2 separate regions of the Homo sapiens genome follow, and region 1 is linked to region 2. A link is a loop called in an ENCODE intact Hi-C map of the cell type or tissue named here. Cell type or tissue: ovary. All regions are shown on one strand. Each heading gives the region's core, and the rest is flanking DNA. Links, peaks and the distances in the headings are about the cores only. Region 1 overlaps LOC124904258 (a long non-coding RNA gene). Region 2 overlaps AMPD2 (adenosine monophosphate deaminase 2).

What was found. Peaks named below come from ENCODE experiments on the same cell type or tissue, not always from the same donor. Only the 100,000 strongest peaks of a DNase experiment are listed, where the experiment ranks them.
Region 1: a loop joins it to region 2, with 5 times the contacts of the local background. A loop is called at or near these places in 107 of 110 quality-filtered maps.

What each region holds. Positions count from the first base shown.
Region 1 is chr1:109,764,087-109,779,518 of GRCh38, reverse strand. It overlaps LOC124904258 (a long non-coding RNA gene), which reads right to left. Exons shown (of 2, transcript XR_007066303.1): 2 at 4,091-4,447. Among named protein-coding and RNA genes, the nearest start is that of EPS8L3, 7.9 kb to the right of the region's middle. RefSeq lists enhancers at 2,318-2,612, 7,118-7,412, 8,985-9,940. In ovary, for the core only: CTCF peaks have their summits at 2,495 (motif pointing left) and 5,664 (motif pointing right); DNase peaks (open chromatin) are centred at 2,478 and 5,668; H3K27ac peaks cover 383 bases.
Region 2 is chr1:109,630,919-109,646,350 of GRCh38, reverse strand. AMPD2 (adenosine monophosphate deaminase 2) reads right to left here. Exons shown (of 19, transcript NM_001368809.2): 19 at 14,300-15,408. The coding sequence ends at 15,199. Among named protein-coding and RNA genes, the nearest start is that of GSTM4, 17 kb to the left of the region's middle. RefSeq lists enhancers at 1,422-2,295, 2,670-2,964, 15,345-15,432. In ovary, for the core only: CTCF peaks have their summits at 2,835 (motif pointing left) and 5,954 (motif pointing left); DNase peaks (open chromatin) are centred at 2,840 and 5,930; H3K27ac peaks cover 1,276 bases.

The sequences.
Region 1 (15,432 bases), core at 1,478-9,477, 130 kb before region 2:
TCTGAATGTTTGTGTCTCCCCAAAATTCATATGTTAAAACCTTAACCCCCCATCCTGGCTAACACGGTGAAACCCCGTCTCTATTAGCCGGGTGTGGTGGCGGGCACCTGTAGTCCCAGCTACTCGGGAGGCTGAGGCAGGAGAATGGCGGGAACCCGTGAGGCGGAGCTTGCAGTGAGCTGAGATCACACCACTGCACTCCAGCCTGGGAGACACAGCAAGACTCCGTCTCAAAAAAAAAAAAAAAAAACCTTAACCCCAAGGCGATGGTATTAGGGATGGGACCTTTGTGAGGTGAGTAAGTGCTCTGATAAAATGGATTAGTGCCCTTATAAAAGAGATGCCAGAGAGCTGTGTTGCCCTTCTACCATGTGAGGACACAGTGAGAAGGTGCCTTCTATGAATTAGACAGTAAGCCCCCACCAGACTCCAGATCTACAGGTACCTTCATTTTGGACCTCCCAGCCTCCAGAACTGTGAGAAACAAATTTCTGTTGTTTGTATACTTCCCAGTCTATGCTATTTCGCTATAGCAGCCTGAACAGACTAACGCAGGGACCACTGGAAGATGTGGGAATGGCTTTACTGAGACCAGGAAGGGAGGTGGTTCAGAGGAGGGGAGCCCTGGAGGAGCAGGCCTCTCTTCCATCTGGAAGAGGTCCGTTCGTGGCAGGAGGTCTGCCCTCTCAGCTACTCCATCCCACCCAGACAGAGGAGACAAATGGAGACTGGGAAAAGAAGCCAAACTTTGTTTTTATTTATGTATTTGTTTTAGAGACAGGGTCTTTTGCTGTCCCCCAGGCTGGAGTGCAGTGGCATGATCACAGCTCACTGCAGCCTCAAACTCCTGGGCTCAAGCAATCCTCCCACCTCACCCTCCTGAGTAGCTGGGACTACAAGCATGCGCCACCATGTCCGGCTAATTTTTTTTCTTTTTGTAGATACAGGGTCTCACTTTGTTGCCCAGGCTGGTCTCAAACTCTTGACCTCAAACAATCCTCCTGCCTCAGCCTCCCAAAATGCTGGGATTATAGGTGTAAGCCATTGCACCTGGCCGGAAGCCAACCTTTAAATACCAGCACAAGGCTTGCAAGGGCAGGTTGATGCCCCCTGGGGATCTGGCCCAGGCCCTCCTCCTTTCACCCTATTTCAGGGCCCCTCCTTCTCTGTCTGCGACCCAGGCCCAGACAAAATCTATGACCCGCAAGAATGAAATTTGCACAAGAACTGCTTCCTAAAAGGAAAAGGAAAAGTGAAAAGGCAAATAGCTGTTTGAGAAAAGGTTTCTGACCAGAAGATCTTACAGTCTGGCCAGAGATGCTGGGGCCAAGGGTAGCGTCCCCTGGGAGAGAAGGACTTTGCTGGTCTTTGTGGCACCATCAGCCCTTCCCATCCACCCCTGCCATGCACACTCCTTAACTTCCATCTTACGGAGGCAGAGTGGAGTCACAGGGACCGGGACTAGCATTTCAGCTCCTATGCTCCTTACCGGGGCTCTCATGCCATTTCTCTGACCCTCAGATGCTTTATCTGTAAAGAGGGGATCATAGCACCTTAAGGGTTGATTTGAAAATTGGAAATAATATAAATATCATAGCACAATGTTTGTCATATAACAAGTGGTCATGGAAAAGCATATAGAACTGTATCCGTTCATTGATATTGTCTAAACACAGCCCCACTCCTGTGCCTTTGCTCATGCTGGTTCCTGAATGGAGATGCCCCTTCTTCTTCCCCATCTGGTAAAATCCTACCCATGTTTCAAGGCCTAGATCCAGTAGCAGCTTCGTCAAAGCTTCTGCAGTCCTCACTGTGCAGGGGTGTTCTCTCCTCTTCGGGGCGTCCACGGCACTGTGTTCATAGCACCTTCCAGCCATTGCCAGCTGAGTCACGGAGTTGTTTACTCTGCGGGCTGGGGACCCTGAGTGTAATGGTGCCTTGGCCTAATGCACTTCTGTCTTCATGTCCCTGTCCTTAGCACAGAAGCTGCTGAATAATGCTAGTCAAACACCCACATGCATACCTTGTCATCAGCCCGAAAACCTTCCCTCATCCTCTCCAGGGAAGGGACTGAGCAGAGGAAAGAGACTCTCTTTAGCCACATTCCTAGATTTGGTTTGATTCTAAAGGAGCTGGGGAGCCGGGAGGCCCAATTCAGACACCTCATGGGAACGAGGGTTCTTCTACTGGGAAGGAGAAGCTGGGGAAAGCAAAGACAAGGGGGCACAGTTGGAAAGCTGTGCTAGTGCCAGGGAGCCTAGGCCCAGGAAGGGTGGATGCTCACCCCAGGGCTGTCCAGGTCGGGTCACCAGACCACGCAGCTTCAATGGCCACAGACTAGCCAGCCTCCCCGGGTCCCCCATCTATGCACAGCTGGCCTGTTTCCTCTGTGCCTGGTGCTCCTCCCCACTCTCCAAGGGACACCCACCCCAGGTCTCTCCCTGGACACTGAGCCCTGACAGGAAGGCCTGGGCTAAGGGAACGTGAGCTTGTTCTGCCCCCTGCTGGCCATTGCAGGGAATGGCTCCTTAACTGGAAAGGCAGGGAAGAAGCAGCCAAGGGCTACCTGGCTGGCCCCATGGGATCCACCCCAGCCTCACAGTTCATCTTTCTGGTTCAAGTTCAAACTCTTTGGCCTAGCAAATTCCTCCAGGACCTGGTTCCAATGACTCTTTCCAAATTTATTTCCTACCACTCCATCCCAAAGCCTCAGGCCCAGGTAATCCAGCTGTTCTTTGTCCCTGTGTGTCCTGACCTCCAGCCTCTACAAAGGCCATCCCTCTTGCCAGCAATGCCCTTGCCTTTCCACTCTGCTTCAAGACTCAGTCCACCTCCTTGCTGACTGTGCAGCCCCGGCATCCTCACCTTTGTCCCCTGGCACTCATTGCCTAGAGCTCAATCTTGCCACCTGTGGCTTGTGCCCACCCTAGTCTCATCTGAAACTAAGCCAAAGGATGGCATCACATTGGAATGTGCACAAGCTCAGAGTTTCAGCACAGGCCCCAGAACACAGATGGTGCATAATCAGTGCTGGGCGGGAAAGGCGATCGCATTCCAGCACTCATGTTTCCATGCCATCCACCAGCCTTTGGGTAGTCTTCTTGCAGAGGCTGGCAGCGTCCCTTGGGAAGGGAAAAGGATGGTCTCTGTGTGGGTCTCTGACCAGCCTCCAGGCCCCTTGCCTTCCCACTACTGGTGTCCAGGAGTCACTAGTCTGCCAGGGAGAGGCAGGAAAGAGCGGAGAGTCCCCCTAATGTGCAGCCAGGTAGGAGAGAAATTTGTGACCAAGGGATGCTGACCCCTCCTCCAGGAGGTTTCCAGGCCACTGTCTCCATTCCCAGCCACTTCTGCCCTCCTAACTTCTGTTTCCTTTCTACCTTCTTCATTCATTTGTTTACTTGTTCACTGACTCAGCAATCACCTATTAGGTGCCAGGCACTGGCCTGACTGTGGGTATCCCACAAAAAAGACATAAAACCTGCTCAAAGTAACATCACTTAGTGGAAGAGAAAATTAAGGTATTCACCAATGTCTTACATTAAGGTTTTGGACAGAGATATAAGAAGAGGTGTGCTATCTCAGATCACAACCGCCAAACCAGCTGAGGGGTGAGGGGAGTCCAGGGAGCCTTCTAGAGGCAGAGATGTTTGAGGTGAGATGGCAGGGAAGATGAGGCTTTGGCCAAGCAAAGAAAGCAGGGAGGCCGACGCAGCAGCAAGGTGTGGAGAGGCAAAGTGCTGCAGGTGCCTTCAGGGAGCTTTGGGTTGTCTTTGTGTCTGGGTTTGCAGCAGAAGGGTGAGACCTGGTAACCAGCAGAGGCAGAGCTCAAATGCCATGTGCAAAGTCAAGGTGTATGATTTTCTTTTAAAGCATGGGAGCAACTGAAGGATTTATAAGCCAGGGAGTGACATGTGCAGATTGGAATTTTAGAAAACTCTGTTGGGCAGAGCTGGAGAGAGCTCAGAAGGGAGTATCCCCTGGAAAGGAGATGGCAGGAAAGGCTCGGGAGGGTGTGGGGGAATAAGGGGTAAAGGATTGTGGGGGGGGGGGTCTGAATTAAAGCAATAATAACAGAGAAGTAAAACTGTCAGCAGATTCTGGAGATTTAAGGAAGAAAAATAGAGGACTCAATGGCTGCATGTGGGAAGTGGATAGTGGGACCAAAGACTGAGATGGGGACACAGGGGAAGCGCGGTATTGTGGAGACAGCAACACCAGTCTGCAGCATGATGCACTTGAAATGTCTCAGGGACATTGGCCAAAGGTGGGCAAGAGATGGTCACGTGGCTGGATTCAAGATGCAGAGACAGGGTGCTGGAGGCATCAAACACAGGCATCTTCGGCTCCCAGACTGTAGCTGAAGCACTCGCTCAGGGGCAGTAGGCAAGGGAGAGAAGGGAGGTCAAGTGAAAGGTCCCATTCTTTTTAGGAGCTCCATGGCTATTCACTGAGGGTACAGAGACAAGAACAGATGAGAGGCAATGCAGTTAGTGAAAAGGCATTCACGTCAGAGGACATGGGCTCATGACAGCTCTTCTAGATACCTGACCATTTCTTTAAATCTCCAAGCCTCAGTTTCCCCATTCATGAAATGGACCTAATAATACCTACGTTGTAGTATTATTGAAAAGAGGCCGGGAACAGTGACTCATGCCTGTCATGCCAGCAGTTTGGGAGGCCAAGGCAGGAGGATCGTTTGAGGCCAGGAGTTCAAGACTAGCCTAGGCAACATAGCAAGATCCTGTCTCTACAAAAAAGTTTAAAATTAGCTGGGTGTGGTGGTACACCCTTCTAGTCCTAACTACTCAGGAAGCTGAGGTGGAAGGATCACTTGAGCCGTGATCACGTCACTGCACTCCAGCCTGGGTGACAGAGCAAGACGCCATCTCAAAAAAGAAAAGAAAAATAATAACCATAAAGCACATCACATAGCTCCTAGCAGAGAGCTAGTACCATGAACAGCAAGCACGGAGAAGCTACAAGTTTCCAGAATCTTCCAAGTCTGCCAGTGTCCCCACTGGAAGTCCCTTTGGACCTCTCTACCCATCAGTCATATTACCAGCTGGATGAGCAAATGCAGCCTGGACCTAGATGTCTGTGCAGCTCCCTTTCGCTTCCCCGAGTGGCACCGGCTGGGAGACCCCAGCTCTGTGGGCTCTGTCCTTCCCAGGCATGGTGTGGGTGGGTGGATGCCACAGCCCAGCCCTCCTGACGCCCCACCCTCCTGACCTCCTGCCTTGCCCTCAGGACCTTCCCTGGAACTGCAGCTTGCTGGGGGAAGGAAGTGCACAGCTGGAGCCCCTGCCCCTGCCCTGTGCCTGCATCCTGGCGGTGTCCTTCCCAACACTCCACCCAGTAGTCCCAGAGGGATGAGGTGGGCTGGAATGGAAAGTGAGGTTCAGAAGTCAGGGAGCCCATTAGAACCAAACTGCCCAGCTCCTCTCTGCAGCACATGGTTGGGGGGCAGGAGAGAGTGCCCCAATCTGGGACCCACACAGGCAAACTTCAAAGAGGTCATCCAGTGAGGCGGCCACCCTTGGCCTCAGTTTCCTCATCTGTAAAACACCATGTTGGGCCAGGTCATCTCTGAGGTCCCTCCCACCCAGAGTGCAGTTCTACGTTGTCCTCTCCCGTCCTGACTGCGACTCACTATTTCCAGCAGAGGGAGCCGGCACCTCTCCGCAGACAGCCAGGAACCAGTGCCACTCGTCTGGCCAAGGATCTGGAAGCCTTAATAAATGTCTATGTGCTAGGCACGTGGCATGCTTAATGCAATGCCTGGCCAGGGCGTGCGTTCCATAAATAGAGGCCATGGTTGTCTCCATTTCATAGATGAGGAAACTGAGGTTCCAAGAGTTTAATTTGAACCCAGGGGCTCTGGCTCTGATGGTCTCTGGGCAGCTCCAGGAGGGCGTGATACCATCTCTAAATATCTGAAGGGCTTGCCGTCAGAGAGGGGCACATTGCAGGGACGCTCCAGGAATGCAGGTCTGAGCTTGGCCTAAGGAAGAATGTTCTAATGGTCAGAGCTGGCCAGTTGAGACAGGGCCTGCCTTGGCTGGCTGTGAGCACCCTGTCTGAGGGATGGCCTCAGGGAGTCGGGAATTGAGGGATGGTGGGTCTCTCTCGGCCCCGTCCAGTCCAGAGGGCCACATTCTGAGAGGACTGAAGGGCCAGACACAGTGGATGCCTGCCTTGAATCACAGAGGTCACCGTCCTCCCCATGGTCTCCCAGCTGCCCTGGGGCTGGAGAGTCCCGGCATTTTCTCTGAGGGCCTCTGGATCTCAGATCACTGGTGGAGGGGCGGTCCCCTACCCACTGTTCCACAGCTGCCTACATCCACTGGGGACAGTTCTGGAATTCTGGGTAGGCCTCTCAGGGCAAGATCTTTGGTGGCCTATGTTCTTCGCAGGGCGGGACCCCTTCAGCCTGATGGGAAGGTCTGCAGAGCCACAGGCCAAGCTCACCAGCTCCTTCTGGGAGCCCTTTGGTCTGTCTGCATAGGTGTCTATATGGACAAATATTCCTGGCACAGAATCCACTGAGGGGCAGAGTTGGGGAGGCCAGGGCTCCTGGCTCCAGCTGCTGCCCACTTTCAGGGAGAGCACTGTAGAGCAAGAGTCTCTGGAGTGGCACTGCCTGGCTGTGGCACAGCACACCCCCGGGGCACCCAGGAGGCTGGGTGGGGAGAGCAGGGGCAGCTGGAGGGATGACTTCTCAGGTTCAAGCTGGTCGGGTGGCAGCCTGGCACTGGTCACTTCTGGGTGACACTTAAGACAGGACATTGCCAACTGGAAGCGGGTAGAGCACGGGCTCCCATTAGAACCACTGGGAGATTATAAATATTTAGATTCTGGGGCTCCTTCCTGGAACTCCTAAATCAGACTCTCCATGGATAGAGTCTAGAACTTTACATTCTTAACCAGGCTTCCCAGGCAGTCCCATGGAGCCAGGCATTTGAGAAACTACTCTAGAGAGATGAAGATGCAGTGAGCCTGGGCAGCCTGCTATCCAGGGTGGCAGAAGAGCTGGGGAAAGCCTGCCTGGGGAAGAGGTGCCTCAGAGGGATCAGATCTATTCTGGGTGGCACAGGGATGGCTAGCAGCAGAGGAAGTCTTTACAGGGAGGTCGACTTTCAGGAGGCTGTTTATGGAGCCCCTCCCCTGCTCCAGACATGTGACCAAGTTGTCTTATATAAACCATGCAGTCATCATCATCCCTTTTGACAAAGGATGAACTCGAAGTTCAGAGAACTCAGGTTCCAAGGCCACATGGCTAAGAGCCAGAGATAGGATTCACACCCAGTGTTCCTGACGCTGAACCACTTCCTCTGTGCGATGGAGAGCCCCCTCCATGGCCCGCATTGCTGGGGAGGTGATGAGCTTCTGGTCCCTAGCAGGGTTCCTCGGCAGCTGAATCCTGGAGGGGAAGTCTTGCTTTGTGCTGACCTGGGAATATGTGTGGGGTGTGGTACCAAGAAACCAAGGAGGGGCTCCCAGACTCCTCCATGCTGGCTCTGTGCACACACCTACACACATAAATGCACACACACACACCCACACGCATGCACACGCAGACACACACCTCCCCGAAGCTCAGGAAGGCTAGGACCACTCAATGCCAACTGGGATGAGGCCTGGCTCTGGCCTGAGACCTAGGAATTCCTCAGGGACATAGCCTAGAGCCTCTGGGACCACAAAGGGGCCACACATCAGACAGAGGGGAGCTGAGCCCTCCTACTGGCCTTCCCAGTCCCAGGGCCACTGTTCTTACCCTTTGACAACCCCTCGGGAGCAAGACAGAGTCCCAGGGCTGCAGAAGGAGTCCCTTTCTGGGACATTTTTGTCTTGTTTTCTTACTTTAAAAATTACCATTTATTTTGTGTGGGGTGACATGGGAATGGAGATGCACTGATTACAAAAATAACATAACATGTTCTTTGGGGAGGAGTTGGAAAACATAGAAAAGCACAAAGAAAGTAAAACCACAAAGAAGTCCCCTCATCCCAACACAGACACACATCTAAAGATAACTAACATTCTTTCTTCTCGTGTCTCTTCTTCAAGACATTTTTTGTTTAGATTTTCATTACAACTTTTCTTAACAAAATTGAATATTACCAACTTGTAAGAAGCTTTTTTCACCATATACTACATCATGAACGTTTCTATGTTTGGGTATTTACATAATTGCCATGTTTCCTGTTTAGATGTCTATGATTACAGGTTTCGTTTAGACTTTTCTGTTTCAAGTTATATGACTTCTATTTACCTATTTGTTTGTGTGTTTGCTTATTTCACAAAACTAAGATCTACATTTTGTAACTTGTCTTTTTCATCTAAGGCTAATGGGGAGCTTTTCCACATCACTGAATATCCCTTCACCACATGGATCTGAATGGCCGCACTGTGTTGGTCTTGGGCAGTGGTTTAAAGTGGGGGCAGGAGCAGAAGTGTCTGAGGGAGCGGGCAGCATTGGTCAGGCCCTCTCCCCTCCATACCCGTGGCTGCTGGCCAGGCCTGGCCCAGGAAGAAGCCTCAGTGCCGCCAGCTCCTGGAAGGGGGCCCAGGGCATGGTCCTGCATGGTGATGGGACCGCCTCTCCCTGTCTCTCCCCACCTGCCGCATAGACTGAGCTGGACCCAACCAAGCCCCTCCCCTGAGATCCCCTAGGGCTTGCCTTTCCCGGAGGCTGCTCTTTCCTCAGCAGCCACCTCCCAGCCTGGCCCTGGATTCCTCTCCTCCTCTCCAGCCCAGCTCTCCTGAGAAGCCTGTTCTTAAGCCCAGTCCAAGGCTGGCCTCTGGAGAAGGGCTTTCCAGATGTCCCTGAGGTCCCTTCCTCCAGGGCTGTCAGGGCAGTGGGGCCAGGGTAATCCAGGCTCCTGGGACTGCCTACCTGGATGGGATGGGATGCAGAAGAGAGGGAAAGAAGGAGGGGGCATGTGTAGGAGTCACCCAGGGGATCCAGGGCTGGGAAGGTGCAGAACCAAGGCCCAGAATCGGGAACTGAGAAACATCTGGACCGACATCAGCTGCCAGGGCAATGAGGAAAAGGCAGGAGAATTCATAGCCCTGAGCACTGGCTTCAGATTTGGGGTTTAAACAAATGGAGGCACCGAGGAGAGCTAGGAAAATGGGGGCGGGTCTGAGATCCCAACCCCAGTCCATCCCCGGACAGAGCAGCTTCTGGAAGCACGTTAGGCCTGGCCTTCTTTCCTGAAAACTTAAGCCACTGGGCCTCTTGTAATTGTGGGGCTACAAATCACCCCCCTGCCTTCAAATCACGCACTCGCCCTTCGTCTGCCTTTATCGAGGAGGGCAGGCAGGTGGAGGGGTGGGCAGCATGGCAGAGTCTAGCCCAGGTGTGACCAGAGGCTCCAGAGACAAGCCCACCTTCTCCCCTGCCCTCCCACAGAAACCGCCCTCCTGCCATGCGCCCAGGATCTCTGTTGTCTCATCTGTCTCTGCAGTAGTGTGTTCCCACTAGCCATTATGCCAAGTCTTCCACCCTGAACACATCTGAACAAGTTTCTGGTATGTCATCCCTGGCCCACCATCCCATCCCCAGCAAAGCCTCCCATGCCCACTGTCTACACTCGGCGACTCACTCACAGCCCACCTCCTCACCCTCACACTCTTCAGCCGTCCCCAGCTGGCTCCAGCCCCCACTGCAAACCCACAGATGGTAGCCTTTCCTCCACCTCCCAGCAGCACCTGGCCCAGGTGTCCACCCCTCCTTCCTGAAACACTCTCTTCCCAGCTCTCCTTGCTGCTCACTGGCAGCCCCTTAGTCTCCCCTCATCCTTCCCAATCTCTTAATGTTGGAGCGCCTGGGTTGAGTCGTGAGCCCCCTTCTCTTTATCTATACACTTTCCCGCATGTGGTCTCGTGAGTCTTAGGTCTCTGAATGTTATTCGTGTATTTACAGCTGCCAAGTATCTACTGTCTTCTACACTGCAAACGTTCCCCGCATCATTGAATCATCTTTCTCCACATGCTTCTGAATGCCTGCATGTGGTCATCCTGCTCTGCTGAGCTTCTGACTCACACCTGCCCCTGCCTTCCTGCTACTTCCACCCAGAGGCCCAAAACACCTCTCAAACTGAGGCCATCCAGAATGGAACAGTAACTCTTCATATCCCCCTGCCTCCCAATCCCTCTTCTCTTCGGTTTCCCCATCTCACCAGATGTCACCATAACCCTCCCAGTTGTCCAAGCCAAAAACCTGAGTCCTAATAGGTCCTTTTTCCCCTCTCAACCCCCATTCTAATCCATAGCATGTCCCATCCGTTCCACCTGCAGCCTAAGTCTCCATCCTCACTGCCCTGCCATGTCCAGGCCTCACCACCCTCTCTGCAGCAGCTGCTTGTGGTCTCCCTGAGTCCGCCCCCACTCCCCCCACAGCCCATTCTCCCCACCCCAGCCAGAGTTGTGACTAGAACATAAATCCAATCATGCCACTCCTCCATTTAAAACCCCTCCGTGTCTTCCAACTGCCCTTGGAATAAAAACCAGGCTCCTGGCCATGGTCTACGGAGCCCTGTGTGCTCTGGCCCCTGTCCACCCCATTTCGGTCACCTCTCCGCCAGCTCGTTCCTTCTCAGCTGCAAGCCCTTCACATTGCTGGCCCCCTCTCCCAGGCTCCTTCCCATCCCTGGCTTAGCTTGAAGCTCCCCTCCTCAGAGAAGCCTTCTCCGACGTCGTGCTTCCAAACACCCTCCCACCCCCATGCCATCATCCACTTCACTCTATTTCTCTCTTGTCACTTGTCAGGACCTTGATTATCTTCAGATACATTTGTTTCTTCTACCTTGGCAGGTTAGTTGCGAGGGAGGGACATCATCTCTCTTGTTTATGTCTCCACCTGGCTCGTAGAAGCCACTTACCCCTGTGCCAGGGCTGGGGAAAGCAGGGGCAGGGATGGGAGCTGTCTCTGTGATTCCCCAGCAGCCCCAGGGCCAGGTGTCAGCCCCTGGACAGGACCACCATGACTCAGGGAATGCAAGGGCTGGCCCTTAAAGGACACACAGGAGTTCAGCCAAGGGGTGAAGTGGGCAGGGAATTGCAGGCAGAGGGATTGCAGTCCTACTGGATGAAGCGGCCTGGGAAGAAGAGTTGTCAATCAGCCCCTGATTGACATTGAGGCTGCCTCATCCATGCAGTCCACCAGCAAGAGGTGCTGGCTGGACCCTGCTCTGGGGTCTGGTTCTAAAGGTGAGGCGGCACCCATTCACCTCTGAATGCCAGGGCCCTGCCCTACCCCCTGCATGGTCATCCATGAACACAGAGCTCTTTTCCTCAGAGCCCTCCAGAGTTTCCCAGCTCTGACCAGGGCCTGCTCTGGAGCTTCCAAGGAACCCACCCTGCTTCTTGGCCCAGGCCAGGGTGGTGGGAGGGGCTCCTTGGCCCCTTAGCCTAAAGCCTGTGCACCTGGGTCTCTTTATATGCTGAGAACCAGCAAGCGGCAGCGTCTTCCACAAGACAGAAGACCCAGTAGCCTTCTTGTTGCATCTCCATGCAAAACCATTCAATGGCTCTACTCACCACCAGGTGATGACGGCACACATATGCTGTCATCTGCCACCACCTCCCCGCCACATACACATACACATGCACACACACGCGTGCACACACACAGTTCACGCCATACCCATCTTCTCCCCAGGCCGCTTCATCCAGTAGGACTGCAATCCCTCTGCCTGCAATTCCCTGCCCACTTCACCTCTTGGCTGAACTCCTGTGTGTCATTGAAGGGCCAGCCCTTGCATTTCCTCATCTGAGAAGTCCTCCCTGACACCCCCAAGCCGAGTAAGGTTCTTTATGCCTGCATACTACAGTGCTTTTGTTTACAAGCCCTTCTCTCCTCTAGACAGTGGCAGAAAACAATCTGGGTCCTCAGGGACCTGAAGGGGGCCTGCCCCTCCACACCTGTGGGTATTTCTCGTCAGGTAGGACGAGAGACTGAGAAAAGAAGACACAGAGACAAAGTATAGAGAAAGAACAGTGGGCCCAGGGGACCAGCACACTCAGTATGCGAAGACCTGCACCGGTGCTGGTCTCTGAGTTTCCTCAGTATGTATTGATTACTATTTTCATTATCTCGGCAAAGGGAGTGTGGCAGGAGAACAGGGTGAACAGGATGATGATGGGGAGAAGGTCAGCAGGAAAACATGTGAGTAAAAGAATCTGTTCATAAATAAGTTCAAGGGAGGGTACTGTGCCCGGATGTGCACGTAGGCTAGATTTATGTTTCTCTTTGCCCAAATATCTCAGCGTAGCAAAGAGTAACAGAGCAGTATTGCTGCCAGCATATCTCGCCTCCAGCCACAGGGCGGTTTTCTCCTATCTCAGAATAGAACGAACAGTCGGCTTTACACCGAGACATTCTGTTCCCAGGGACATGCGGGAAACAGAGGCCTTCCTCATCTCAACTGCAAAGAGGCCTTCCTCTTTTACTAATCCTCCTCAGCACAGACCCTTTACGGGCGTCGGGCTGAGGGATGGTCAGGTCTTTCCCTTCCCATGAGGCCATATCTCAGGCTGTCTCAGTGGGGGGAAGCCTTGGACTATACCCACGCTCTCTTGGGCAGAGGTCCCTGCGGCTTTCCACAGAGCATCGTGTCCCTGGTTAACAGAGAATGGAGAATGGCGATGACTTTTACCAAGCATACTGTCTGCAAACATATTGTTAACAAGGCACATCCTGCACAGCCCTAGATCCCTTAAACCTTGATTCAATATAGCACATGTTTCTGTGAGCACAGGGTTGGGGGCTAAAGTTACAGATTAACAGCATCTCAAAGCAGAACAATTTTTCTTTGTACAGATCAAAATGGAGTTTCTTTTGTCTTCCTTTTCTGCATAGACACAGTAACAGTCTGATCTCTCTTTCTTTTCCCCACAGGGACCCCAGTCATGGGGGTATCCCCCTCAATGTGATACATGCAGTAACAGAGGGACACATGTACAACGTGTCTGGAAGCCACGGGCCAGAGCCCCACCAGCCCTGGGCAGTGGGAAGGCTTCTGAAGGAGGGCTACTGGAGACATAAAGCCATAGCGTGTCCACAGGGCATGCCAGACAGAGAACAGCAGCCAGCCTGGTACCAGGGTGTGACCCTTCAAGGAATTACAAGCCATGCCCCAAGCCGAGTATAAAGTACAAGGGGCAGGGAGTTGGGGGGAAGATAAGGCCAGACTCAGAAGCAGGAGACTTGAGTTCATCAAGGACTTCAACTGCCCTGAGAAGGAGTTTAGGTTTTGTCCCGTGAGCAGCGGGAAGTCACTGAGGGGTTTTAGGCAGAGGAGTGGACAATCAAATCTCCAGCTAAGAAAGCTTCCCTACCAGCAACCAGTAAGGATCAATGAGAACAAGAGTGAAGCGAGGGCGTGGGTGAGGAGACGGCCGCAGGGTCGAAGACAGGAGGTGTAATGGGGTCTGAGGAAGACAGTCGCAGTGGGGTGGAGAGGAAGGGGGCCACTTAGGACTTGCCACAGAGCTGGGACTGCAGGAAGGGTAGTCCATTGGGTGTGAGGATTGAGGGAGGACTCCCCTCCCTGCTGGAACACACGATTGGGAGCTGATGCCTTCCCTGAGATGGGAGCATGAGAGGGGAGATGGTTTGCTGAGAAATAATGAACTCAGCTTGAATTCCAAGGTGTCTGTAAGCCCTCCAGAGGGATCCTAGCACCTCTCACAGTGCCTAGCAGGCAGGAAGCCCTCAATTCTACAGGAAGTTGTGGAATGAATGAACGAATGTGGTCCCACAGCCTTTTAACCCCACAATTTCAAGGACATGCCCTTCGAGTCCTGCTTCCTTCCCCTCCAACCTAAGTCCCAGCTCCTGGTGCCTCAGCCGAACTCCCTTGCAGAAGAGCTGCTGTGGCACCCGGAGCTTTGTGCAGAAGCTTCAGTTATGGCCCCAAGTCCCCAGGTATGGGAAGCTTGGCCTCTCCCTCTTTCCTGATTTCCCTCTTCCCTCAGGGGGCTCCACAGAAGCAGATGTCCCCAATACCTGGCCCCAAGCCCCAGACCCACCAAGGCCACAAAGGCTTTATGTCTGAGGAGACACACACTGCTCCCAGGGGCACCCCTAAAGGGCACTGCAGAGGGCAAGGTGCTGGGAATGCCACTCATTGTTTCTCTGCCCCTGCCCACCTTGCCCCAGAGCCCCCCCAGGAGTCCCTGCTGTGCTCACACTGACTTGGGGAGGGTCCTATGGGAAGGACGGGCCTGGCCTGAGCTGGGCAGAAATGAGGTGTTGCCTGAGCCCCAAGCCAGGGCTGGGGTGAAATATGACTGTGGCCTTCACGGAGTTGGGGGAGGCAACGAGGGGACAGGCTGTGCTATCCCAAAAGAAGCTGAAGGGCCACAAGATGGGGACCCAGGGGAAAGAACCCCAGGACTGCTTCCCATGGGGCTGTGGCTGGGTGCTGGCCTCACAGGCACCTGATCCCTGGGCCCCAGCAGCTGGCTGTCCACTGGACTCTCCCAGGGACACACACAGCCCAGACAGGGAAGGCACCTCCCTAGGATCTGACGCATGGACTCCAGGCCATCCAGGGCAGCGTTGGTTGGGTGGTGATGGGAGAGAAGGCTGAGATATCCTGGGATAGTTCCAGGGAAGCTAAAGATGGGAGTGCTCCAGCCCTCAGACTCCACAGGACACTCCATCACAGGGCCCAGCACCGGGACCCTGCATTCTGCCCACGAGGGTCCGAGGCTCACTGGCACTCCCCCGCCCCCGCCTCCCCTCCTGCCCTGCTCCCTGGTTTCTGTTTATACCTGGCCTTGTTGGTTAGACTGTGAGTTCCCAGAGGGCAGGGGAGCCTGGCCCACTCTGAGTGCCAAGAAAGATTTTTCGATACCATGGAGTGCAGGAAGTGGGTAGGTTTATGACTAGAGATAGATGCAGGCCTCCGTTTTCCATCTTTGCTGAAGCTGGCCAGGCGTCCACCAGGGGTCTGGGCACAAGATGGGGTACAGAAGGAAAGAGAGTGGAAGAGCGAGAAAGGGCTGGTAAGGGGGCTCCTGCTGGAAGGGACAACAGTAGGGACAGAATGAGGGCCCTGCCAGAGGGAATCTCAGCGCTCCATGTAATGCCCCAGGGGCCTCAGTCCCCATCTTCTGTGACAAGATCCATGTCCTGCTCACAGGCACCACCCAGGTACACAGGATCACACACCTATGGGTGCCACCCACGCACAGGCATGGCACACACGCCAGCCCACAGCTTCCCCCAAGCCTGGAGTCCACCTCCAGCCGACCTGTGCCCTCACCACAGAACCCAGACTCTGGGCCATGTGTGCTCTCTTCTTCTGGTCCCAGCCCCGTGCCTGATGCTGACCTGTTCCCCAGAGTAGGCACCTAAAAGGCAGAGGGAAGAGGGGGCCACACCCCAAGGCTAGCAGTGGGGGAAACAGGGAAGCAGGG
Region 2 (15,432 bases), core at 2,610-10,609:
GGAAAACTGAATATGGACATACAAAAGAATAAAATTGGACCCCTGTCTTACACCACACTCAAAAATGAGCTCACAATGGATTAAAGATTTAAATATAACACCTAAACCTATAAGACTCCTAGAAGAAAACATAGGAGAAAGTCTTCATGACATTGGTCTAAGCGATGATTTCTTTTATATATCAAAAGCACAGGCAACAAAAGCAAAAATAGACGAATGGAACCACATCAAACTAAAAACCTTCTGCACAGCAAAAGAAACAACAGTGAAAAGGCAGTCTATGGAATTGGAGAAAATATTTGCAAACCACATATCTGAGAAGAGGTTAGCTAACATCCAAAATACATATAGAACTCCCACAACTCAATAGCAAAAATTACTTTAAAGCTTTTAACTATAGCCTTAAAATATAATTGAATAAAATATGTGTATATTAAATGTATTTTGAATAAACTGTAGTAACTTTTCTAAATAAACAGAAAATCATACCTTATTCTGTACACATACCTGTATCTCTCTGCATTAGTGTATCCAGTACAATTAACCATCTACTCTCATTATTATATTTAATTAGAGTAACCAATCTTCTTGTTTTCTCAAAAAAAAAAAAAAAAAAAAAGCCCCGAGAAAAGAAAGTTTAAAACTGTCCAGCTAAGACTGGCCACGGTGCCACCATGCCCAGCCCAGTACTGATATTTTCTGAGATTTGATCTCACACTTGGCTGCGGGGCTTTTACCTAATTCCTTTGAGAACAATCCTGCCTCTGCTACCTTTGGCCAGCTATTGGAAGGGGCATCCAGCTCTCTGCCAGCCACCTCACCCTACTCAGACAGGGGGCCCAACTCCACCTCAAACCAGGAGAAGTGGAAAAGAGTCTTTTTTCCTGCTGTTCGTCTGAAGGTGCAGGTCATCCCTAAGTGCACGTGGCAGTCCAGGTCTCCCCTGTGCCCTGGAACATCCTTCTCCCTGGCCTCTGCTCCTGGGTGTCTTGAGAAACATAACTTCTTGATCACCAATTTAAGTATGACAGTGGGGTTTAGAAAAAAGCTATGTTCCCTTTAAAGAAGGGGCTTATTTGCTTTTGCTAATAATCCCAGCCAATACTTACTGAGTGTCTATGACTTGTCTACTATATATACCTCCTCACCAAATTCTCAAAACATCTCTTTGAATTATTTCTTTCTTCCCTCATTTTATGGATGAGAAAACTGAGGCTCAGGAAAATTAAGTAACTTGCCCAAGGACACACAGCTAGCAAGTCACCAAGTTGTATCTGACCAGTCCAGTCAACCCCAAGACCTGGGTCTACCCAGGACACCACACTGCCTACAAAACGCTGCAGGGTGAAACCACAGGATCCAAAGAGCCAACAACAATCCAAGACTTTCCAGACACCGTGGGGGCTGATAGTAGACAAACTTGGCCCTAGGCCAAGAGGCCCTCACGTGCCAAGCACTGTAGGCATTTCTTAGAATTCTTTGTGTCTTTTGTTTTCATTATCAGCAAGAAATGCTACTTCACAAGGCTGGAATATTTCGTGTAATGTGATCCTATAAACACACGCTAAGCGGGGAGTAAACAAGGCAGCAGACATGCCGGAGAGAGACCTGAGCCCGAATGCGTGGGAAAGCTTCAGAGCAGTGCACCGGGGAACACAAACATCATTGGCTGCAAAAAAGGTCCCTGTAATGACCTTTGTCATTTGGGGTTTACTGTTGCTGTTTCCCTAAATACAAAGAAAGTGCACAAAGAGGCCAGGCGCAGTGGCTCACGCCTGTAATTCCAGCACTTTGGGAGGCCGAGGCGGGTGGATCACGAGGTCAGGAGATCGAGACCATCCTGGCTAACACGGTGAAACCCCGTCTCTAAAAATACAAAAAATTAGCTGGGCGTGGTGGCGGGCGCCTGTAGTCCCAGCTACTCGGGAGGCTGAGGCAGGAGAATGGCGTGAACCCGGGAGGCGGAGCTTGCAGTGATCCGAGGTGGCGCCACTGCACTCCAGCCTGGGCGACAGAGCGAGACTCCGTCTCAAAAAAAAAAAAAAAGACAAAGAAAAAGCAAAGAAAAGAAAGCAAGTGCACAAAGAGAGAATGAGGTCAAGTGGGGGAGGCAATGAGTTCAATCTGGCAGGAATGCACAGCAGGTTATAAAGATGGCCCCAGAACACGGGAGCTGGGCCATGGATGCATGCAGGGGTTTGACCTGGGGTTGGGGGGACAAGCAGGAATCTCCAGGTAGCAATCTTGGTGGTGGTGGGGTTCTGGCAGCTCTGCCTGTGGTGCAGCATCAGGGGTTAAGGACGTCCTCCAGAGGAGCGGCGAGGGAAACTAGGGGTGTCAGTAGACGATCTGGGATTCCAGGCCGCCTCCAGCCTGGCTGAGAACTGCCGGATCAAACAGAAAGCAGAGGTGATGCTTTCTCATTCAGACGGGGCTGGGTGGGAAGGAAAGGCTGTGGCTTTATGGCACACACAAAGTGTGTGGGGTCAGGACATACCGCAGATCCCCAGCTCCCTGAACCCTCCGCCTGCCTCTCCCGCGCTGGCCCAGCCCCGCAGGCAGAGGCACGAGCCATTGATGCAGTATTTGAAGGTGGCTGAACCCAAGCAGGAGGTGCAGCCTCTACCCGAGAGGGGGTGCAGGCAGAAGAGTGGGAGAGAAGCCTGGAGGTCTCCTGTGGCCAACGGGCCCCATGCCTGCCCCTCAGCAGCATGGGATGACTGGCGAACCCCAGCCGACCCCACATTTACTAGACTCCACGGCTACCGGTAGGGTTACAAGTTTAAGTGACTCTGAGGCCTAAACCTCCGCCCGATTTCTGGGGAGAGTCCAGCAGCGCGCCCTGGTGGCCAACCGTGCACCTCCCAGGTAGGGAAAGGCCCGCGGGGTCCCTCCTGCCTGCGGGATCCTCAGGCCAGTCCCGCGGGCGCTGCTCTGCTCTCAGCGCTACCCACCTGCAAGGGGCACGGCTCTGACCACAGTAGAGGGACAGCCCGTTAGGCGCCACCTCGCAGCTACAGCTCTTTGGGCTTTTCGGTTCTTTGAGCAGGAACTTAAGCCACATTCCCCAGGGACCAAGAAAGAGTTTTGGAGCACCCTTGGTGCAACCCCAGAAAGTAGCATTCGGAGAACATTGGCCACCCTTTATTCAATAGCTGAATGGTGGCTACTTTGCGCCTATTATTTTATTTCTTACCACCTCTCCATGAAATAAGTAGTGTTATTAGCCTCTTTTTACTATTAAGAACACTGAGGTTGGTTTTTTTCTTTTTTTTACATTGAAGTGAAATTCACATAATATAAAATGAACAATTTTAGAGTGAACAATTCCGTGGCAATTAGTACATTCACAATGTTGGGCAGCCACCACCTCTATCCAGTTTCAAAATATTTTTATCACCCCCAAAAGACACCCATACCCATTAAGCAGTTGCTTCCCATCACCCCACTTCCCCAGCCTCTGGAAACCACCAATCTGTATATGTCTCTACAGATTTACTTATTCTGGGTATTTCACATAAATACAGTCATACAGCACGTGATCTTTGTGTCTTGTCTGGCTTGTATTGCTCAGCATAATGTTTTCCAGGTTCATCCACTGAATGGAAGAATCAGTACTTTATCCCTTTTATGGCTGAATGATATTTCATTATATGGATATAACACATGTTGTTTATCCATTTATTTGTTGATGCACATTTGGACTATTTTCACCTTTCGGCTATTGTGAACATTACTGCTGTACACATGAGTGTGTGTGTGTGTGTGTGTGTGTGTGTGTATAATTTTTATTTATTTATTTTTTGAGACAGAGTCTCACTCTGTCACCCAGGCTGGAGTGCAGTGGCACAATCTCGGCTCACTGCAACCTCCGCCTCAGGGGTTCAAGCGATTCTCCTGCCTCAGCCTCCTAAGTAGCTGGGATTACAGGCATGTAATCCGGCTAATTTTGTATTGTTTTAGTAGAGACAGGGTTTCACCATGTTGGTCAGGCTGGTCTCGAACTCCTGACCTCAGGTGATCCACCTGCCTCGGCCTCCCAAAGTGCTGGGATTACAGGCATGAGCCACCATGCCCAGAGAGTGTACATATATTTTTGAAGTGCCAGTTTTCACTTCTTTGGGGAATATACCTGGGAGGGGAATTGCTGGGTCATGTGGTAATTGTATTCTAACATTTTGGGGAACCATCAAACTGTTTTTCATAGTGGCTGCACAACTGTACATTTCCACGTGCAATTATGAGGGTTCCAATTTCCCCACATCCTTGCAACACTGATTTTCCATTCTTGTCTTATTGTAGTCATCCTAGTGGGTGTAAAGTTGCGCTGAGGCTTATGTGGATAGGGTGGGTGAGACTGAGAAACCCAAGGCCTACAGCTTGGATAGAAAAGTGCTTTCTGCAGACCTGTCCCTCTCTATTGGCCCCACCACCTCCCCTCTAGTAGCCCATGCCAACCCCAACCCTAACTCCATAAGAGGCCAGCAAATCTTCTTTTCTATCCCGTGCCACGTGGCGAGCTCGGTCATCCTCTTTAAGCCAAATCTCCTCAGTCAGAGGGCCATCATTTTGTCTCTCACCTTAATACCAAGAACCTAACCTTGGAGCCCCAAGTGTCCTTCCTGGGCTCTGCTATGGCCCTGTGTCCTTACCCAAGATCAGCAGGTTCCCAGGGCTAAGCACACACGGGGAACAATTATTGGACTAAGTGCCATGGGACAAGCTTCTTGTGCCAGCAGAGCCTCTCTCTCTCTCTTTGAGGGAGGCAAGGAGATCCTCTGGTTTCCATCTCAGGGAGGCACTGGTCTGAGAGTGAAGGGCAGTGCCATCCTCTTCTACCGTGGGCCTTTGGAGCACTGACCCCACACCAGAGCAGGATGGGAAGATGCCCCCAACACAGTCCCCAAATGCCTTCCTCCTTCCTGCTCCTCCATGCAGGCTCTCCCCATCCATCTGGTCAAAGCCAATCTCCTCCTTGGAGACTTATCCAAGTGCCCCAGACCCTAGAGCTTCCTCCATGTCCTGACTACCCACAGCCCATGTAATCTTCTGCCAGGGCTCTTAGCAAGGAGCTTTATCTCCTGGGGTGTGACCAGTCTATGAGGCTGACAATTAGGCCTTCCTCAAAGCTCTGAAGGTTACTGGAAAATCCACTCAGAGATGAAATAAACACCCCCAGAAAGGCCAGGCATGGTGGCTCATGCCTGTAATCCCAGCACTTTGGGAGACCAAGGTGTGTGGATTGCTTGAAGCCAGGAGTTTGAGACCAGCCTGGGCAATATAGTGAGACCTCATCTCTATAAAAAGTACAAAAATTAGCTGGGTGTGGTGGTGTGCGCCTATAATCCCAGCTACCCGGGAGGCTGAGGTGGGAGGATTGCTTAAGCCCGAAGGTGGAGGTTGCAGTGAGCCAAGATCATGCCAGCCTGGGCTATAGAGCAAGACCCGGTCTTGAAAAACAAAAACAAAACACGCCTGCAGACATCATCTAGAAATTCAGAGGCATTCCACATGAAGAGCAGGAGTCTGGAAACCCCATTAGGTTTTGCCGATGTAAAAGAAGATATGGCCTAACCACACATGGCCCACATTATCTGGAGGAAAAATGTGGTCACGAGATAATGTGGGTGGTGTGGGGGCTTAGGACAGGACAGGCAAAAAGCCAGTGTGTGCATGTGGCTCCAGCCTTGCCCTGCAGAAACGGGGTCCACCTCAGCTAGTGGCAGTGCAGCTCTCCTAGTAGGGATCCTGGCATGAGCCTAAGCCATAGCTCTCACTGGAGGGGTCATACATGAGCTAGCCTGCCCACCAGGCTGGTGAGTGGGGCCCCAAGTGTGCCCGCTGCAGAGTTAGTGGGCATGGGTGCCTAGAGAGGGTGCCCCAGCCCATCCATTCCCAGAACCCAGCCTCAGGCAGAAGCTGTTCTCAGGAGGTACCGCCACCCTGTGGACCAGTTGGGTACTGCACAAGGACTACCAGCCAAAGGGCAAGCAGGAGCTGAAACCCAGCCTACACTCTGCTCACCCAAAAACTCAGGCTGCACAGCTGCAGTCACCTGGAGGGAGAGACACTCTACCAAAATATGCCCTTCGTTCTTTGAGCTTTCAGGGGTATATCTGCCCAGGAGGCTCACCTTTTCCTAACTCACACAAAGGTGGCATGAGGATGTTTCAGCTCTGGGTTTGTGCGTGACCCCAGGGCTCAAGCAGCCCAGCAGGGTATCTGGTGCACAGGGAGAGGACGTGACAGAGGGAAAGGAGAGAGCCGTGCACTGGGCTTCTTCAGGGTGGGGCTCTGGCCGGCCACTCTGGGGACACTGAGGCATGAATATGCACACTCCCATGGCAACCCGAGGTGATTGGCAGCTCTGTGGGCACTGAGAAGTATTCAGCTGCAGGACACAACTGGGTGGAGTGGGGGCTGCTGGAGCTTCAGTTGATTTACAGACTCATGTAGGATGCTGCCTGGAACGTTCAGACCTGGATAGGTGACATCCTCCAAGAGTAGGCACAAGAACTAGTGGCATCAGTGAGAATGCAGCTACACGTGCACCCTCAGGCTGTGGGCACTCCAGAGACCCCCAGCCAGGCTGACACAGATGTCAGGTGGGTTACATGCTGCGCGAGAGCCTCTGGGTGATCAGAGACTGCAAGCCAGCCTGTGCTCTGCTGGCCAAGCTGTGCTCCCCATCAGGAGGCTGTGTCTACCCAAGGAAGGGACATCTTTTTCTAAACCCACAAAGGCACTTTCTGGGCAGAAGGGCTCTGCTCAAGTGCACATGGGTGCAGAGGAGAAGGAGGCCCAGGGCTGACCCAGACTCTTCGAAACCCTGGTTCCAATATATTGCTCATCAAGCCACTTCTGGTTGACTTTTTAAAAAAAATCCTGTGCTTGTTGTTTTCAGTCTTTATTGTAAGCTGATAAGTAGCTTATCAGCTCCTGTGTGCTGGGTTAGAGGGAGTTGGTTTCTATGGGCAGTCACATTTGCATGAGGGAACGGAGTGAGGGCCTGACCAGTGGCCTCCTGAACACCAGCTGCTGGTCCATCTTGCATCTGTCCACCCAGGGCTTTCGATGAACACCATGGAGAAGCCTCTCCTCCTCTCGCCCCTCCTCCTTCCACCTTGCCCCAGCACCTGCTTCTCTCCCAACCAACTTCCATCCTGACTCCAGGCTCTGAGGAAAGAGCTGCAAGGAAAGGCGAGGCACCTGCAGCAGGTATTGGCCTCCTGGCCTGCTGGGGAGAAGGAAGAGGTGGGTAGAGAGAGGGAGGCAGCGAGGAAGCCATCAGGAAGGCAGGAGGACCAGCTAGGAGCAGGCTCACCCACGCTACGAGGCAAGGAATATTCCCCAACAAGGGAGCAGTTGGTGGGCCGCTGGGTATTGTCCCAGGTTCCCCTGCTACCCTGTGACAAAACCCGAAGGCCGCTTATCTCAGCCGTATCCTGGCTGGATGTCGCTGTGTCTCAGCTGATGTGAGATTCAGATGCTCTGAGACAGCCTGGTCATGCAGGATTCTGGAGGTTGCCAGTCCACTGGAGAAGATACGCCATAATGGCTCCACTTGGAATCTGGAGTCAGATGGGCCTGGGGCTGAGTCCTGGCTCTACCTGATGACCGCTGAGTGACCAGAGCTGATTACTTAATTTCTTTGTGCATTAGGATAACCATCTGTGAAATACGGATAACGCTAATACATACTACACAGTGCTGCTGTGAGGGTTTAAAAAGAACAGTTATTCAGGGAAAGAAATGAGATAAATGGGAGTTAGCTGATGGGGCCAGGAGTAGAAGAGCAGGAGCAGGGGCGAAAGAGGCTGAGATGAGGGTGGGGCGCCAAGCCTCCACAGCTGCCCAGGAGGTGCACTGGGATTCAGAGCCAGCAGGGGCTCTCCCAGAGGGTGCGCAGGCCCAAGGTGGTAGGAAAAGTGAGAGGAGGGAGCTCAGCGGAGTTAAACAGACACACATGAGGCCAGGCGCAGTGGCTCATGCCTGTAATCCCAGCACTTTGGGAGGCCAAGGCGGGCGAATCACCTGAGGTCAGGAGTTCGAGACCAGCCTGGCCAACATGGTGAAACCCCATCTCTACTAAAAATACAAAAATTAGCCAAGCGTGGTGGTGGGCACCTGTAATCCCAGCTACTTTGGGAGGCTGAAGCAGGAGAATCGCTTGAACCCAGGAGGCAGAGGTTGCAGTGAGCCGAGATCATGCCACCGCACTCCAGCCTGGGCGACAAGAGCGAGACTCCGTCTCAAAAAATAAAAACATAAATAAATAAATAAATAAATAAACAAACACATGGGCACTTGCCTTTGAAAGTCTTGGCCAGGCACGGTGGCTCACGCCTGTAATCTCAGCACTTTGGGAGGCTGAGGCAGGCAGATCACCTGAGGTTGGGAGTTCGAGACCAGCCTGACCAACAGGGAGAAACCCATGTCTACTAAAAATACAAAATTAACTGAGCGTGGTGGCGCATGCCTGTAATCCCAGCTACTTGGGAGGCTGAGGCAGGAGAATCGCTTGAACCCGGGAGGCAGAGGTTGCGGTGAGCAGAGATCGCGCCATTGCCCTCCAGCCTGGGCAACAAGAGTAAAACTCTATCTCAAAAATAAATAAATAAATAAAAAACCAGTCTTAGTGACCCCATCAAGGCCCAGGCCTCACACCCTGTTCCACCCTCGCCATCCCCACCTCAGCTTCACGGTCACCTGGAGCCATCCTCCCACCCCCAATTAGCCCCCTGGCCAGGCTCTGACTCAAATCTCCAGCAGGTCCCAAAGGGAGCTCAAAATAAGAGCACTGGGCTGGGAGTCCAGCACCAGGTCCTCACTCCACTCTCCACCTCCTATCCCTGTGACCAGGCAAAGTATGGGACTCTCTGACTTTCAGTACCATTATCCATTATGGACTTGTAACATTTTATAACTTTTGTTTAGCTCACACCTGGTTCCAAAAGGATTTGAGGCTGCTGGGAGGAATAATCACACTCTTGACCAACTCAAAAGGCTGTTGCAAAAACCAAATGTGGAAAATTATAAAGCACAAAGCAAGCATGGTATTATTGCTATTTTCTCCAAAAAGGAATTAGCCCACCCTTCTCTGTCCCCGCAGTGGAGTTTCTGACCTAGCTCCATAGTTGTTCAAGTCCCCTGTCGTTGAACTCTGCCTTATAAACAGCATTTAATCTCCATAGCAAACCAATACACGTGGACCCCGATATCCTCATTTGATAGATCAGAGAACTAAAGCTCAGAGTTCCTAGAAATTTTCAGGATCTTATGGCTAATAAGTGACAGCTGTGCCGTGGGATAGAGCCCGGGGATCACAAACCCAGTACCTCTCTGGCAGTGTATGGACTGGGATGGGTATAAGGTAACCGGGAGGGGTCAGGCTAATAGCCGCCTCAGAGCATTCACATTCTCGATCTCATATCAGGCTGTGCCAGCCAATCACAATCCTGTGGCCACCTCTGCCACCTCTGTCTTAACTACTGGTCTTAGCAGCCTCCCCACAAAAGCTCCTCTCCACCCACACTGCCACCAGCCAGGTCCTTGTCAATCACACCCGGGATGTGGCAGGAGCCTCCTCCATGACCCTTCTGCCTCTAGACTCACCCGCACTGATCCTTCTGCTCATCAGAGCCTGACCCTGTCCCTTCCCTGAGCACCCCACCCCTAGAGGGACCCCCTCAACCAGACACGTACCCCAGGGACCATGATAGAGTAGGAGGAACAAAGACTTTGCAGCCTGACAGTTCTGGGGTCAAATCCCAGCTCTGGCACTCATTAGCTGAGTCATCCTGGATAAGTTACATAACCTCCCGAACCTCATTCTCCCTGTTGACGCGAGGGAATATGGTGATAGATATCATGCAGAGTTCTAGGAGCTGGAAGTACATTCACACTTACAAAGAGTTCAGCCCAATGCCAGGTGCTCATAGGTATTTTACCCCACCATGGCAAATGCGTAGTAGACACACCAGCATACCCCAGCAGTAGCTTGGGACCCTGGTGGGAATGGATTGGTAGCCACTCCCCTTTGCATATCTCCTCCAGGCCTGGGAAGTCAGGGAGGAGGGCTGACTTGCCCAGCTAATAAACAGAACACTCAGGTTTAAACCCAGGTCAGTCTCTCATCTGCAAAGGGGAGACAGAAATTCCAGCTGTGCATATCTGTTGCACAGATTCAGAGAAGATGCCAGTGGCAGCAGTAGCTGCTCCAAATCTGCCCAGACTATTTAGGGAGGCAGGAGAGTTGAAGGTGACGGCAAGACCAAAATCTGAGCCAACCCCCCTGGCCCAGAGTGGGACTGCGGGGCTGAGCCATTTTAAGTAAGTCCTTTATAGACCCTGCATCTGATTCTTGGAGGCCCCACACTCACTTGCATTTAAAATGCACCCACACCCCCTCATTAAATATAACTGCTTTGCTTTAAAGGGGTTTTTATAAATTTGCTTTTGAAATTACTTGACTATGAGTAACTCATTTAATTTACTATTGGCTATGCTTTCTCTTTAATCATATTGCATATTCTGGAACTCTTGTCAAAAATCCAACTTACAAATTGTTTTCAAATATAATGGCATGTGACTTAACAAATATTGAAGTTGACATGCTACTTTCTGAAGGCATTTCATTAAACATTTGTCAATTTCAACTTTTTTTTTTTTCCATATTTTGCAGCCCTCAGAGGTTTTCTTTCAGCTCTCCCATGTTGCCAGGGGGTGGGGGTGACATTGAGGGTCTGCCGGGAGAAGACAGGTATGCGCACAAAAGCAAGGCACTTAGATCGCCCCCATTTCTAGACTTGCAGGCTGCCTGCTTCAGGCCCAGCTGCGGAAACCACCCACCCCAGGTTGCCCAGGGCATCCTAATTTGGGCAGTTTCACTCTCATTTTGAAAATATAGTGATTTCTCAAACATTGGATTAAACCTGAGTTAAGGCTTAAGCCTTTATTGGAATTTCATATGAATACATTCATAAGTGAGGCAATACTTTGATAGGGTAAATGTTCTGATGTAGGGTTTAGAAATCAGGATTATTGTCACCCTAACCAAACACCCTTACCCATCCTCTACCGCAGCCTGGGGGCCCAGATAGCTCCCCACTTGCTCCCCTCCACTCCCCCAGGAGTGGACACGGAGAGGGGACCCCGTGCAGGGCATGTGAGATGTGGCCTGGCACACAGCCCTCATACTTCCCAGTCTGAGAGCTTTAGGGACAGATGAGGGACAGTCCCCCAGGGTCGACTTCACTCAGGACAGGTCCCAAACCTTGGAAGGAGACAGGTTGGGTTGCCTATTTTATTTACTCCCTCTGCCACCCACCCTCCTTCCCCCTCACCCCCCCATTCCATGTGAGATCTGGCCCCTGACCAGGAAGAAGATGCGGGCACCTTCACACACGCAGGCACACACAGCAGGTCGAGAGGAAGGGCAGGGGGTGGGGCTCCAAAAGAGGAGAGGAGGTGGCGGGCTGGCATGGAAGGTGCAGGCAAGGTCGAGGGCAAGGAAATGACTTTTTATTTCTGCTCACATACTTTGATTCATTTCTATCAAGAACAGTAAAAAAAATTCTACCTTGGACCTGGTGATTTCACTCAGGGCATCTAGACTAAGGGAATAATCTGGAGAGATTTAGGCAAAGATAATAATAGCTAAGATTTACTGAGTTCTTGCTTGGTGCTTTATATCCAGTGGCTGAATGAATTCAAAATCAACCCGTGAGAAAAGTGCTATTATTATCCCCATGAAATGGGTGAGGACCTGGAGGCACAGCGAGGGGAAGTAACTTGCCTAAGGTCACACAGCCTGAAAGTGGTGGAAACAGAAGTCAAACCCAGAGTGCACACTGTTGGTCACATTAGGACACAGTCATTCTTAACAGAGGAGAGCTGTAATCATAAACCATGGGAGGCTCACCGGGGGTGGTGCACAGTAGTTCACATTCATATTTGCAGAGTATTTTGATGACATGTGGAAAGACGTATGTTAAAATACTTTTTAAAATAGGCCGGGGTCAGGCACGGTGGCTCACACCTGTAATCCCAGCACTTTGGGAGGCTGACGTGGATCACCTGAGGTCAGGAGTTCGAGACCAGCCTGACCAACATGGTGAAACCCCATCTCTACTAAAAATACAAAAAATTAGCCAGGTGTGGTGTCACGCAACTGTAATTCCAGCTACTTGGGAAGCTGAGGCAGAAGAATCACTTGAACCCAGGAGGCAAAAGTTACAGTGAGCCAAGATTGCACCACTGCACTCCAGCCTGGGCGACAGAGTGAGACTCCATCTCAAAAATAATAATAATAATAAAAAATTTTAAAAAGCCTAAATCATTCTTGTGATCTCAACTTAAAAATAGCATTTTAAAAAGAACTGAAAAGAATACAGAAATATGCACAGATATGCATTAAAATATCTACATATATCTCAGGCATGCAGCAAATATTTGGTGAAACTGGTAGATTATGAGTGGGCTTTTATTTCTTCCTATTTTTCTATATTTTCCAAATTTTTTTTAATGAAAATGATTTTCTTTTCAAATAGGAAGAAGTATTAAGGCCTTTTAAGATTATTTTCTCTTGATAAATATTTGAAAGAGAAATTTCTGAGAAACTAAGAAACCAGAGGCAAGTTGTTTAAAAAATAAATTGTGGGTTGGGTGCGGTGGCTCACGCCTGTAATCCCAGCACTTTGAACCCAGGAGTTCAGGATCAGCCTGCACAGCATGGTGAAACCCCGTCTACAGGTGGCACGTGCCTGTAGTCCCAGCTACTCATGAGGCTGGGGTGGGAGGATCACTTGAGCCCAGGAGGTCACTGCAGCCTGGACAATAGAGCAAGACCTCGTTTCAAAAATAAACCGTGAAGAGGCTGCTAAGGAACTTTAAATTAGTAATATTCTTAGAGCTAAGCCTCAACACACACTAAGAAAAACAGGAGACAAGAAAGTGAACTGAAGGATTCTATTAAATGACAAATTCAACAAGTAAATATGGAGTCCTAAGTGCTGGCAGACAGGACAGGCAGTTCTTGCCTCCAAAAGACCTTCTAGAAAAATCTTTTAATCCTGCTTCCTTGTTAAAACAAAGACAAGACACAGCTCACTTGTGTTATTAAATTATTCACCTACTTGAAAAGTGAGTTCCCCTCACCCTTCTAAGGGGGATCCTTGGGCAGCCGAGGCCCAGCATGGGTGAAGGAGCCCTGGACTCACCACCTCCCACCCTCATCGGGCTCCAACGTTCAATTCTGTGACATGTAAGTGGCCAGGATGAATTGGCAAGGGGTGTCTTCTGAACTGAAGGGCCTTGGGTCTTGACCAGGAGAGGGCTTGGCCAATGGGAAGTGGAGAGGGATGAGGAGAGCTTCTTCCCGGGGCACCCACTGGGAGACCCAGGGCCAGGTGCAGACCTGCTTGCTGAAAGAGGCTGGGGTGGGGGAGAGCAGCTGACAAGAAAGGAGGAGGAAGCCAGCAGCCTCCCAGCCTCCCCCTCCTGCTCCAGCTGCTCTGGCTCTGGGCAGGCCCTCAATTAAACAGGCTCATGCTGTTCCAGGGCTAATTGCTTCTGAGGCAGCCAGCCAGGGGAGGACAGGCCTCCCCAGCCAGCAGCAGGGGCAGCGACAGGCTTCTCTCTGCCCACCCAGGACCCTGCACAGCCCAGGGCACATTCCACTTTCCTTCTTTACCTGGGGAACAGACTTCAGCAACCTCTGTGCCAGGGAGGTGCTCCAGAAATTGTGTATTAAACATGGGACAGAGGCTGAGATGGGATTGGGGCGGGGGCGGGGGGCTGGAATCGGAATGCACAGGCTTGTTCCAACCTCTTGCAATAGAATCTGCCCGAGAGTTTGCAGATGTCTGTGCCACACCTTCTGCCTATTGAATCAGAATCTCTGAGAGTATGGCCTGGAGAGGGCCATCTAAACAAGACCCCCCCAGAAGACCCTGGTCTCAGGTTTGTCTGTAGGTGCATATTTCCCATCTACCAGGCCATCCCCTCAGAGGCTGGAAGAGGGGAGGAAGTACAAGGTGGGAAACAGACACCAGCCCCCAAGCTGGTGTGACAGGGATGTGTCACAGACCCGGGGCTAGGTGTTCCCCTCACAGGGAACAGGCTGGATGAGGGTTGGATGGGCATCTCCTCTCTCCCACAGCTTCTTTTGTCAGTTTCCACATGCACAACATACACATCACCCAAGCCTAGTCCCTCCCCTCAGAATGCACGGTGCCTCCATCCACAGCCACCTCCCACCACGGCGTTCCCTCTCCCAACAGAAACCCCACCTGCCTCATTACTTAAATAATCTTTATTTCTCATGCACTAGGAAAGATGGTTCGTATGAAACACTGCAGTTCACAGCAAAGGCCTCAGTCCAGAACACAACATAGGGGCCAGCTGGGATCACAATCTGGTCAAAGCTCTGGGAGCCACACTGGGAACACCACTCCCGGGGTTGAGTGGCAGATCCAGGACTTTGCAGCAACTGTGGCCCCAGACATAACACAAGGCAGCTGCCCTCTCCCACAGAGGCACAGGAAGCTGACACCCAAGGAGCACGTGGGCTGGGGACAGGACGGAGAAGGCTGCTGGGCAGTGACTTGGCGGAGATGTGGTCCAGCACCTCTGCCGCCTGCGTCTACCCACTCAGGCCAGGAAGCCCAGGCCTGTGACTGAGCTCTAGGCCCAGCTCTACCCAGTGCAGAGCTGCTGGAGTTCCACAGACCCTCAGCAGCCCCGTGCCCACAGCAGAGGTGTAGAGGTCCCCCGCCTGCCCCTCGGCTACATGAACAAGACAGGGGCCTAAACTTCGGCCCTGGCCAAGGCTTAGATTTGCCCAGGAAGGACCGGAAAGGCTAGAGGGGCCAGCCCCCCACAACCATCCCAAGCCCCTGTGGACACTGGAGAAGCCCATAGGACAGTCAGGCTTCTGAGGATCCCAGGACAGGGCCACCAGCAGGGGAGGCCCTCAATACCTGGGCCATCAGGCTCAATACCTGAGCCCAAACAACAATGAGCAGATTCCCAGGCTTTGCTTTCACTGGGTGGCCCAGGGACAGTGACATGGTAGGAGACATGCAAGACAGAGACAGAGAAGAATGGAGACATGCAGAGACCACACAGCATGGGCGGGGTCTGAGGACAAAACGTGGTAAAAGTGCTGCGATGTGGTGGGCACTTCATGGACCAGGCTCATTGAGGCCCTGGGCTCATGGTGATACCCGCCTCCTCTGGAATGGTCTCCAGCATCTCACTCTGGACTGCCTGCGTGATGAGCGCCAGCTCCTGGCACAGGGTCTCGTAGCGGTAGCCCACGCGGATGTCTGGCACATTGGTCCGGCGGATGTCATTCCCCTCAGGGCCTTCCTTGGTATAGTTGGGTCCCAGCCAGTGGCTCTTTACCTGCAAGGAGCGGGGGTAATGGGC